2 separate regions of the Homo sapiens genome follow, and region 1 is linked to region 2. The links are chromatin loops, found by intact Hi-C in ENCODE. Cell type or tissue: Calu3. All regions are shown on one strand. Each heading gives the region's core, and the rest is flanking DNA. Links, peaks and the distances in the headings are about the cores only. Region 1 has its middle 79 kb from the start of LINC02426. Region 2 has its middle 64 kb from the start of LINC02426.

Region 1 (5,397 bases), core at 237-5,236, 140 kb before region 2:
CCTGAGGCAGCACTGTCTATATGCTGTATTTCCTAAATCCCTTTGAAACATTCATCTTCACTTTTAAACAATGGTATTCTTTCTAGAAATTTCCAAAGTAGCAAATGGGAGCAAGTTTGAGCATAAACCATCCTGTGTTTCTTCTCCTCATCGAGTCTATCAATCACTGCCAGCAGACATTTCTCACAAAATTTCCTCCTTCTCTCTCACATCACATAGTACTTAGATCCTAACAACATATCAATTAAAAACAAGCAAAAGAGTTTTAAACAATAATACTATTTAATGGTGTGTTATGAGAACCTATCAGCCAGGGTAAGTGCCTGAATAATCAGGAAACTCAGATGATATGCTGTATTTGCATATACTAGCTGTATTAGTCCATTTGCACACTGCTATAAGGACATACCCGAAACTAGGTAATTTATAAAGGAAAGGCGTTTAATTGACTCACAGTTCAGCATGGTTGGGGAGGCCTCAGGAAACTTACAATCGTGGAGGAAGGTGAAGGGGAAAGAAAGGCACCTCCTTCACAAGGTGGCAGGAAGAAATGCTGAGCAAAGGGGGAAGAGTCCCTTATAAAACCATCAGATGTTGTAAGAATTCACTCACTATCATGAGAACAACGTGGGGGAAACTGCCCTCATGATTCAGTCACCTCCACCTGGCCTCTCCCTTGACATGGGGGGGATTATGGAGATTACAATTCAAAATAAAAAGTTTGGTGGGGACACAGAGCCTAACCACATCACCAGCTGAGTCATACCTAGCAATACTCTAAGTATTAACAAAGTTAGGTTTCATCTTATGGTGGCTGGAGCAGGTTGTTAATGTCTTTCCCTGCATAGTTTTCTTTTTGTCATTATTGATGGTTCACTATCTATCCTCCAGGTTGCTGTCAAAAATGAGAACTCAGAAGTTTTTGATACTTTGATGGTAAAGTGATTTACAATTCCAGTAAAAAAAAAAATTGGTACAGCTTTATAGTATCTGTAGAAGTGGAAGCCTTTTTTAATTGGATCAAATATATAGTTTTTTATTTTCTGTAGAAACAAAAGACTATCGCTTAAAATGGTCACTGGTCTCTTACTGTCAGTTCAGTGTGTGATAAAATAACTTTTTCAATTTTTGGCAATCATGGAGAGTGATAAAATTATATATTGTTTGGACATCAGCTGGCATAAAAAGTGGAATGGGCTATTGTCACTGGCACATTGATTGGTGTTATAAGCAAAATTGATTGTAGGAAGTAAGCATTTAAGACTCACATACTACTCAAGAGAAAAGAGGAACAGAAGAAAAATACATCCATGTAGTTCATATTTTGCTAAACGTTTATTCGTATCTCTTTGGACTACGTCTCTTGTTAAAAACGCAAATTTTTAAATTAATTAAATTAATAATTTAAATTATATACATATAAACATACACGTCCAAACCTACTGGGTAGGTTTTAAAGGTCAAGGGTATTTTTAAAGATGAGTCTTATAATATATTCAAGAAAAAGATCATTTCGATTACATGCAAATTCTCTCTGAGGATGGTAAATTGAGTGAGTCCAACACACTTCATGAAGTTTGCATAGCATTGAGGCCAAAACCAGAAAATAACTGTATGAGAAAGAAAATATACAGACCAATCTGATATATAATCATAGAAGAAATATTCTCAGTAAAACAGAAGAAAATCTTATTTATCAATTCATTATTAACAAGTAATGCAAAATAATTTAACTTCTGAATGTCTCTTCATCTGCTTTACTTTAGTCATAAGAGAAAAAAGATAATAATCTCAATAAATAAATACAAATATTAAGCATGATTAAACATGCATTCTTAGTAAAAAAAAAAAACTAAATAAATAATAGCAAACTTCAGAAAACTAGTAATAGAAAACTACCTTTTAAGTGGACAAAGATTTCTATATAAGCCCCTAGCAAATATCATATCCAATGGTGAAATATGGAAATGATTCCTTTTATTTAGTCTTCTTTCAGTCCTCTATCACTATTCATTTCAGCTATTTTCTATTTTTTTGTATTCTAGATAATGCTGTGAGAAACATCCTTTCTACTACAGTATATTGTCTATTCCACACTATTTTCTTATAATAAAGTCCTGAACATAAAATTGTTCAAAATGTATATAACTTCTAAGACTCTTGGTATATATTTCCCAGTTGCTCTTGATTTTCCTTGGACAATGCCTCAATTTAAAACATTTCACCATCTGGTTCCATTACCCTTTGGCAGCCTTATCTTTCCTCAAAATTATTTTCTAATGTTGTGAGTTTACTTATGGCCCCCAGAACCTGATGTTTGCTTTCATATATCCTTTTCCTATATGATAAAGTCACCGTCCTCTTTCAAAGTCCAGTTCACTGTTACTTCTCGCTGTTTTAGGGGAAGGTCCTGATTCCCATGGCAATATTAATCGACCCTTCCACTGTGTTCCCTTTGCGGTTGCCTCAGGTTATTTGTACAGTTATCACATTGTACTAGTTAGCTGTTTTTCTGCCTGGCTAAGTTGCCAGTTTCTTGTAAGCATTAACCATGTCCTCTTCACCTTAAACCCCCAGCAAAGACTAGTGTAAGAAACATATAATCCAATCTTAATAAATGTTTTTGAATGAGTAAAAGGAGCATATACTCTCTTTCCCCAAATTAGACCTAAATTCTCTGACCCAGTTTTTATCACCACTTAGGGCAGCAGACCATTCAGATAAGTGCTAACAGTAGTAAATCTCAGCTCCAAAATTATTTGAGACAATATTCAAAAAGTTGAATGAATTTATAGAAAAAAGTTATGAGGAATTTTAAAATATGAATTTAATTCACATCTTATTAGGGGCTGAATGAATGCTTCCATTACAAGTTTAGTCACGTTTGCTGTTGGAACAATGCCCAAAATCAACTAAGAACATCTGTCTTGAAGAGATAACAACAGATTTCAAAATTATCAAGAATAGCACGAGAATTAAAAAGCACTTTTGAGATCAAACTACCTTAGAACATCAAACATAGCACATGTTTGTCTCTTTTTTTTTAAAAAAAAGAGGTATATGTAAGCACATATTGAGTCTTCAACAGGCTCAATTGCTCAAAAGTCAATGTGAATAGCTTTATAAACTGCAACTAAGTGTTTGTTTCAGGTAAGGAAAGCTTTTTACATTAACTTCAGAAGTAAATTACTTCTGTTGCTTTCTATGAAATGTCCATTTTGATTCTCCTCTCCACAACCCAATCACAGACTTCTGTGAAAACTGGTACCCGTTGCTTCTGATTGCATCTTCTATGAACACTTAAATATCCTATGTGCCACCTTCACTTGGAACTCTATTCCCTATCCAATCTTTGTTAATGTGATAATGAAATTGTTAATCTCTCACATGATACATATCTTCTATCTGCCTAGAAATATTATAGAGGTCATTTGGTTGGTTGGTGCAAAAGTAATTGCAGGTTTTGCCATTACTTTCAACCTAATATAAACAAAAAAGTCTTTATTTATAGAAATTTGATAGTAAAGCAGGCATGTTGAGCAATCATGTTGTGTCAGGTAAGACTTTGGACATGCCTAAAGATGTGATCACATATTCACATTTTATAAAGAAGTCAGGCAAGGAATATATATGAGCAATGCAGACTTTGTGTTGCAGATTTGAGTGTGAATACCACATCTAGGGCACCCTGCAGCTGCTCCATTCCAAAAGATGTTGCCATGCAGGATAGCAAGCATGAAGCCTGGAATCCCAACTTTTAAAGTTTTGTATAAAATCAAACATTTTAAAGTTGTTGTTTAATAATTCAATATTTTTGCGATCTTGTGTGAACCAAAGAAAAGGTACCTCTAGGATGGATGTGACAAGTGAGCATCAGTTTGCAGCTTCTAGGACATAAATTGTGTCAAGCATATTCTGCTTCTGGGAGAACATATTCTAACTCCTAATCAGATGTACCCTTTCGGTTCAGAAATTTCCAGGTGAAGTGCTGAAGTTAGGAATCTGATCCAGTACCATGTCAGATTATTTGTAGCCATTTAGGGGTAAGAAGTTTGAGTTTGATATAAGAATTTAAAGGATACTGGAAAGGCTCAAAGTTTGTTTTAAATGTATGAAAAAGAGGTTGTGCTATAGAAATTTTAAAACAGTTGAAGAGAAACATTAAAAAAATCAGAGAGGTGTATTTGACAATAATCTGAATTATCAGTTCTCCCAGCTCCTGCATAAATAGTTATAGGTTATCTTCACCTTTCTCAAATTATATGTCTAAACTTTAACTGGAAATGAAAAATGTTTAATAAATGTTATGTAATATTCTTAAGAGTTTACACCACTTTAATCATCACTGACATTATCTCTTGTCAGTAATAAGTACAGTTATAATCCTTACAAAATAACTTTTATCTTTCAATATTTTAAACACTATTTATCTATATAAAATGAATAAAATCTAATTACAGAAAATACGTACATAAATTAATAAAGAAAAATTTAAGGTAACCAGATTAACCCCTAAACTCCCAGGTTAATCTATAGAGATATACACACATGTATCAATATTGTTTTAGGTTAGTAAATAAAAATATAAAACATTTTTTGAAATGGCAGAGTATCCAGATGTACCATCATTTTAAAACAGAGTTTCTAACTTATATACATTTACATTCTAACTTTTACTGTTATGAATAGTGCTTCAATATGTATAAACTTGTATATGCTTTAGCATAAAATATGGTAAACTGAATTTCATGGGCATATGTATGGGCATTTTGAAAATTTTTGATACACAGCGAATTTCCTTATGGAAATTCCTACCAATTTAAGTGCTCTGACAACAGAAGTACTTATTTCCCCATGTTTGACATTACTCTTAATCATTGGCTTTTTAATATGTAAAAACCAAGATCTTAATGTTGTTTCAGTGGGCACATCTTTGATTTTGTAACACTAAAACTTTTCCTGATATTTATTGGTCATTGTCTCTGACCTTTTATTTTTAGTTTTTGTTTGTTTGAGACAGGATCTTGCTCTGTTGGCCAGGCTGGAGTGCAGTGGCACAAGCATAGCTCACTGCAATCTTGAACTTCTGGGCTCAAGCCTCAGCCTCCTGGAGTATCTGGGACTACAGGCAAGTGCCATCATGTCCAGCTCATTTTTAAATTTTTTATAGAGATGGGGGTCTTGCTATATTGCCCAGGCTGGTCTCAGATTCCTGAGCTCAATCAAGACTCCCACCTCAGGTTCCCAAAGTAATCCTCGAAAACTGGGATTACAGGCATGAGCCACCACACCGGGCCTCTGACCTTTTATAAATCTCTTATTCTTGAGTCTCCATGGGCTGTCTTTTTACTGATAGAAGCTCTTTATGTATATTTAGTTTATCCATATAATACATGT
Region 2 (5,397 bases), core at 288-5,287:
GCAATCTCTTGAATATTAATACTTAATATTTGTGGAAGGTTTTCTTTATGGCTGGCACTTAACAGGCTCTCTCTTATTAAGCCTCACATCAACTTCTGATCCAGTACCAATACTGGATTTACTTAGAGGGATTCAGAGAACTCAAGAAACCTATTAAATGCCACAAAACTTAACGTTAGTTAGGTTTTCACATTAACATTCAATTAACATTTGAATTTACATAGTTTAAGAAACTAAATTCTTAAAGAGTATACCATACTACCTTATAGCTCGCAATAAAAATTACAACCAAAAGAGTTATGTAGCATGAGAAAAGTGTAAAAAATGTCCATATCTGAAATCTCTGTCACTAGAAATTTTTTCATTTTTATTTGCTTGATGGCAGAAACCACCATCACTTTTGCAGCAACCTACATCCAGCATGTACTGCTCAAATGACCTGTGAATGAGTGACAAAGTTTTAACTTAAAACTGGTTAATATTCAACTATTTGTTTAGTGATCCTATGAACTAATTACCTTTAGTCATGAGTTGCTTAAAGACAGAGATTGTTCTGAGAAATACTTGGTAAGGTGATTTTGTCATTGTGGTTACCCCATAGACTCTAGAGTATGCTTACACAAACCTAGATGGTATAGTGTACTACATATTTAGACTATATAGTATAGCCTGTTGCTCCTAAGCTACAAACCTGTACAGCAGGTTACTTTGCTGAATACTGTAGGCAATTGTAACACAGTGGTAAGTATTTGTGGATCTAAACATGGAAAATGTACTATGAAAATACAGTATAAAAGATTAAAAAGAACACACCTGTATAAAGCATTTGCCTTGAATAGAGCTTGTAGGACTGGAAGTTGCTCTGGGTGAGTCAGTGAGTGATTGATGAGTAAATGTGAAAACCTAGGACATTACTGTGCACTACTGTAGACTTTATAAACATTGTATACTTAGGCTACATTAAATCATAAAAAATAAAGTATGCGATGATTTTACTATGGCTACAATAACACTAGGCAATAGAAATTTTTCAGCTTCTTTCAAATCTTATGGGACCACCGTCATTGACTAAAACATTGTTATGCAGTGCATGACTGTAATTGGAAGTTATGAGTTTTCTTCTTCCTGTATCTGTCTCATATGCCTTATGATAGGCTAATTTTTAAAAAGCAAGTCCATTTCTAGTTTAGAATTTTTAAAAAACTTTTCACAGGTGTATTAATCCATTCTTATGCCACTATAAAAAATTGCCCAAGACTGGGTAATTTATAAAGGAAAGAGGTTTGATTGACTTACAGTTGTGCATGGCTGAAGCAGCCTCAGGAAACTTACAATCCCGGCAGAAGGGGAAGAAAACACTTCTCTCTTCACATGATGGCAGGAAAGAAGAGTGCTGAGCAAAGAGAAAAAAGCTTATTATAAAACCATTAGATCTTGTGAGAACTCACTCACTATCATACTACCATGAGAACAGCAGTATGGGGGTAACTGCCCCCATGATTAAATTACCTCCCACCAGGTCCCTTCCAAGACATGTGGGATTATGGGATGATATGGTTTGGTTATGTCCCCACCCAAATCTCATCTTCAATTTTAGCTCCCATAATTCCCATATGTTGTGGGAGGGACCCAGCGGGAGATAATTGAATCATGGGGGTGGTTTTCCCCCCATACTGTTCACCTGATAGTGAATAACTCTCATGAAATCTGATGACTTTGTACAGGGTTTCCCCTTTTGCTTGGCTCTCATTTTCTCTTTTGTCTGCCATCATGTAAGATATGCCTTTTGCCTTCCACCATGATTGTGAGGCCTCCCGAGCCATGTGAAAGTGTGAGTCCATTGAACCTCTTTTTCAGTATAAATTACCCAGTCTTTATTATGTCTTTCTCAGCAGTGAGAAAATGGACTAATACATGGGAACTCCAATTCAAGATGCGATTTGGGTAGGGACAGAGAAAAACCATATCAACAGGTTTATTGAGTCACACATATACAAAAACTCACAAAAAAGCACATGAATTTGGACATCTACATACACCCATGATACCATCACCACAATCAAGATATTAAATATATCCATTGCCTACAAGAATAACGTTGTGTTGCTTTATGGGTTTGGATTTGTGCATGTTTTGATTTTTGTGTGATTTTTTTTTGAAGGGATAAGAAGAATACTTAATATGAGATCTACCCCCTTGAACTTTAAATATTGTTAACTACAGGTACTATGTTATACAGCAAATCTCCAGAATTTATTCATCTTATATAACTGAAATTTTACAACCATTGCACAACAGTTCCCTATTTTACCCTCCCCCATCAGGCCCTGGCTGATAGGGTTTGTCTCTGTGTCCCCACCCAAATCTCATCTCAAATCTTAATCCCCAGGTATTGAGAGAGGGGTCTGGTGGGAGGTGATTGGATCATGAGGGTGGTTTCCCCCATGCTGTTCTTGGGATAGTGAGTGAGTTCTCACGAGATCTGATGGTTTTAAAAGTTGCAGTTTCCCCTGAAAGCTCTGTGGCTCTTGCCACCTTGTGAGGAAGGTACCTGCTTCCCCTTCTCATTACGCCATGATTGTTAGTTTTCTGAGGCCTCTTAGCCATGTGGAACTGTAAGTCAATTAAACCTCTTTTCTTTATAAGTTACCCAGTATTGGGTAGTATCTTTATGGCAGTGTGAGAACAGAATAATAAAGAGAATTGGTACTAGCAGAGTGGGGTACTGCTATAATGATAAACTGAAAATGTGGAAGTAACTTTAGAACTGGGTAACAGGCAGAGTTTGGAACAATTTGGAAGGCTCAGAAGAAGACAGGAAGATGTGGGAAAGTTTGGAACTTCCTAGAGACTTGTAGAACAGTTTTGACCAAAATGTTGATAGTGATATGGATAATGAAGTCCAAGCTGACATGGTCTCTGATGGAGATGAGCAACTAATTGGGAACTGGAGTAAAGGTTACTCATGCTATGCTTTAGCAAAGAGACTGGCAGCATTTTGCCCCTGCCCTGGAGATCTGTGGAACTTTGAACTTGAGAGGGATAATTTAGGGTATCTGGTGGAAGAAATTTCTAAGCAGCAAAGCATTCAAGAGGTAACCTGACTTATGCTGAAAGCATCCAATTATATGCGTTCACAAAGAGATGCTTTGAATTGGAACTTAGCAAAGCATAAAGGTTTGAAAAATTTGCAGCCTGACCATGTGGTAGAAAAGAAAAACCCATTTTCTGGGGAGGAATTCAATTTTGCTGCAGAAGTTTGGATAAGTAACAAGGAGCCAAATGTTAATAGCCAAGACAATGGGGAAACATGTCTGCAGCATATGACAAAGACCTTCACAGCAGCCCCTTCCATCACAGGCCCAGAGGCCTATGAAGGACAAATGGCTTCATGGGCCAGGCCCAGGGTCCCACTGCCCTGTGCAGCTTTGGGACATGGTGCCCTGTGTCCCAGCCACTCCAGCTCCATCCAGTGCTAAAAGGGGCCCAAGTACAGCTTGGGCCATTGCTTCAAAGAGTGCAAGTCCCAAGCATTGATGGCTTCCACCTGGTGTTGTGACTGCAGTTGTGCAGAAGACAAGAGTTGAGCTTTGGGAACCTCCAGCTAGATTTTAGAGGATGTATGGAAATGCCTGGATGTCCAGGTAGAAGTCTGCTGCAGGGGCAGAGCCCTCATGAAGAACCCCTGCTAGGGCAATGCAGAAGGGAACTGTGGGTTTGGAGCCCCTACAGAGAATCCCCACTGGGGCACTCCCTAGTGAAGCTGTGAGAAGAGAGCCACCCTCCTCCAAACACCACAATGGTAGATCCACTGACAGCTTGCACCATACACCTGCAAAAGCCACAGGCACTCAGTGTCTGCCCATGAAAGCAGTGGTGGCTACCCAAGCTACCCCTTGCATCAGCATGGCCTGGATGTGAGACATGGAGTCATTAGGATTTAAAGACTTCCCAGCTGGGTTTCAGACTTGCATGGGGTCTGTGGCCCTTTATTTTGGCCAATTTCTCCCATTTGAAATGGGAATGTTTACCCAATGCTTGTACCCCCATTGTATCTTGAAAGTAACTAACTTGTTTTTGATTTTGCAGTCTCATAGGCCAAAGGGACTTGCTTTGTCTCAGATAAGACTTTGGACTTGACTTTTGGGGTAATGCTGAAATGAGTTAAGAATTTAGGGGACTGTTGGGAAGGCATGATTGGTTTTGAAATGTGAAAGGACATGAAATTTGAGAGGGGCTGGGGCATAATGATATGCTTTGGTTCTGTGTCCCCACCCAAATCTCATCTCAAATTGTAATTCTCACATGTAGAGGGAGAGACCTGGTGGAAGGTAATTGGATCATGGAGGTGGTTTACCCCATGCTGTTCTCATGATAGTAAGAAAATTCTCATGAGATTTGATGGTTTTAAAAGTGGAAGTTTCCCCTGAAGACTCTCTCTCTACTGCCACCTTGTGTGGAAGATGCCTGCTTTCCTTTTGCCTTCCACCATGATTGTAAGTTTCTTGAAGCCTCCCAGCCATGCAGAACTGTGAGTCAATTAAACCTCCTTTCTTTATAAATTACCCAATCTCAGGTAGTATTTTTATAGCAGTGTGAGAATGAACTAATATATTGGCAAACACCAGTCTATCCTTTGCTTCTAAGTTTGAACATTTTAGATAACTCCTATAAGTGTATCTAAGAGGTATAAGTGTATTAAATACACTTATAGGAGGTATCTAAAATGGTCATACTCCTATAAGTATAATGGCTATACTCCTATAAGTGTATCTAAATCATGAACAATTTGTCCTTCTCTATCTTATTTAACCTAAAATAATGTCCTCCAGTTTCACTCATATTGCAAATGTGTGTGTGTGTGTGTATACATATATATATATATATATATATGTATACACACACACACACACACATACCACATTTTCCTTATTGATTTATCTGTAAATATTTGGGTTGTTCTCATATTTTGTTACTATGAATAATGCCATAATGAATATGGGAACACACATATTTCTTTAAGATCTTGATTTTTTCTTTTTCTTTCAGATACATATTTCCACACTGTTTTTCATAGTGCTTGGACCATTTTACATTCCCACCAACAGTGTATAAGGGTTCCATTTTCTTGTGCTTTTTATTCTGCACTTGATCAACATTTTCATTGTTTATGCCATCTTGTGTTTAATTTAACTCACACAGTTACACAAATGCAAGATATAAAAATTGTATTAATGAGGCAATATGTGCCTCAGAGGTTCAATTATTATTGGATCTTTTGGGTCACAAAGCCCAAGGAAAGGATAGTGGGCACTACAGCATACACCTTTCCCACAGAGACCTCTCCTGCTAAAACCCACTCAAAGTTTATTATGCATTACTTAGCGAACAGGTCAG

Evidence for each region. Hi-C counts contacts between places; a loop is a spot of excess contacts. Peaks named below come from ENCODE experiments on the same cell type or tissue, not always from the same donor. Only the 100,000 strongest peaks of a DNase experiment are listed, where the experiment ranks them.
Region 1: it touches region 2 in a loop (2.6-fold over the local background); 1 of 110 quality-filtered maps calls a loop at or near these places.

What each region holds. Positions count from the first base shown.
Region 1 is chr12:81,871,883-81,877,279 of GRCh38, forward strand. No RefSeq gene overlaps it. Among named protein-coding and RNA genes, the nearest start is that of LINC02426, 79 kb to the right of the region's middle. In Calu3, for the core only: no CTCF peak of the experiment used is centred there; a DNase peak (open chromatin) is centred at 2,469.
Region 2 is chr12:82,015,290-82,020,686 of GRCh38, forward strand. No RefSeq gene overlaps it. Among named protein-coding and RNA genes, the nearest start is that of LINC02426, 64 kb to the left of the region's middle. In Calu3, for the core only: no CTCF peak of the experiment used is centred there; no DNase peak of the experiment used is centred there.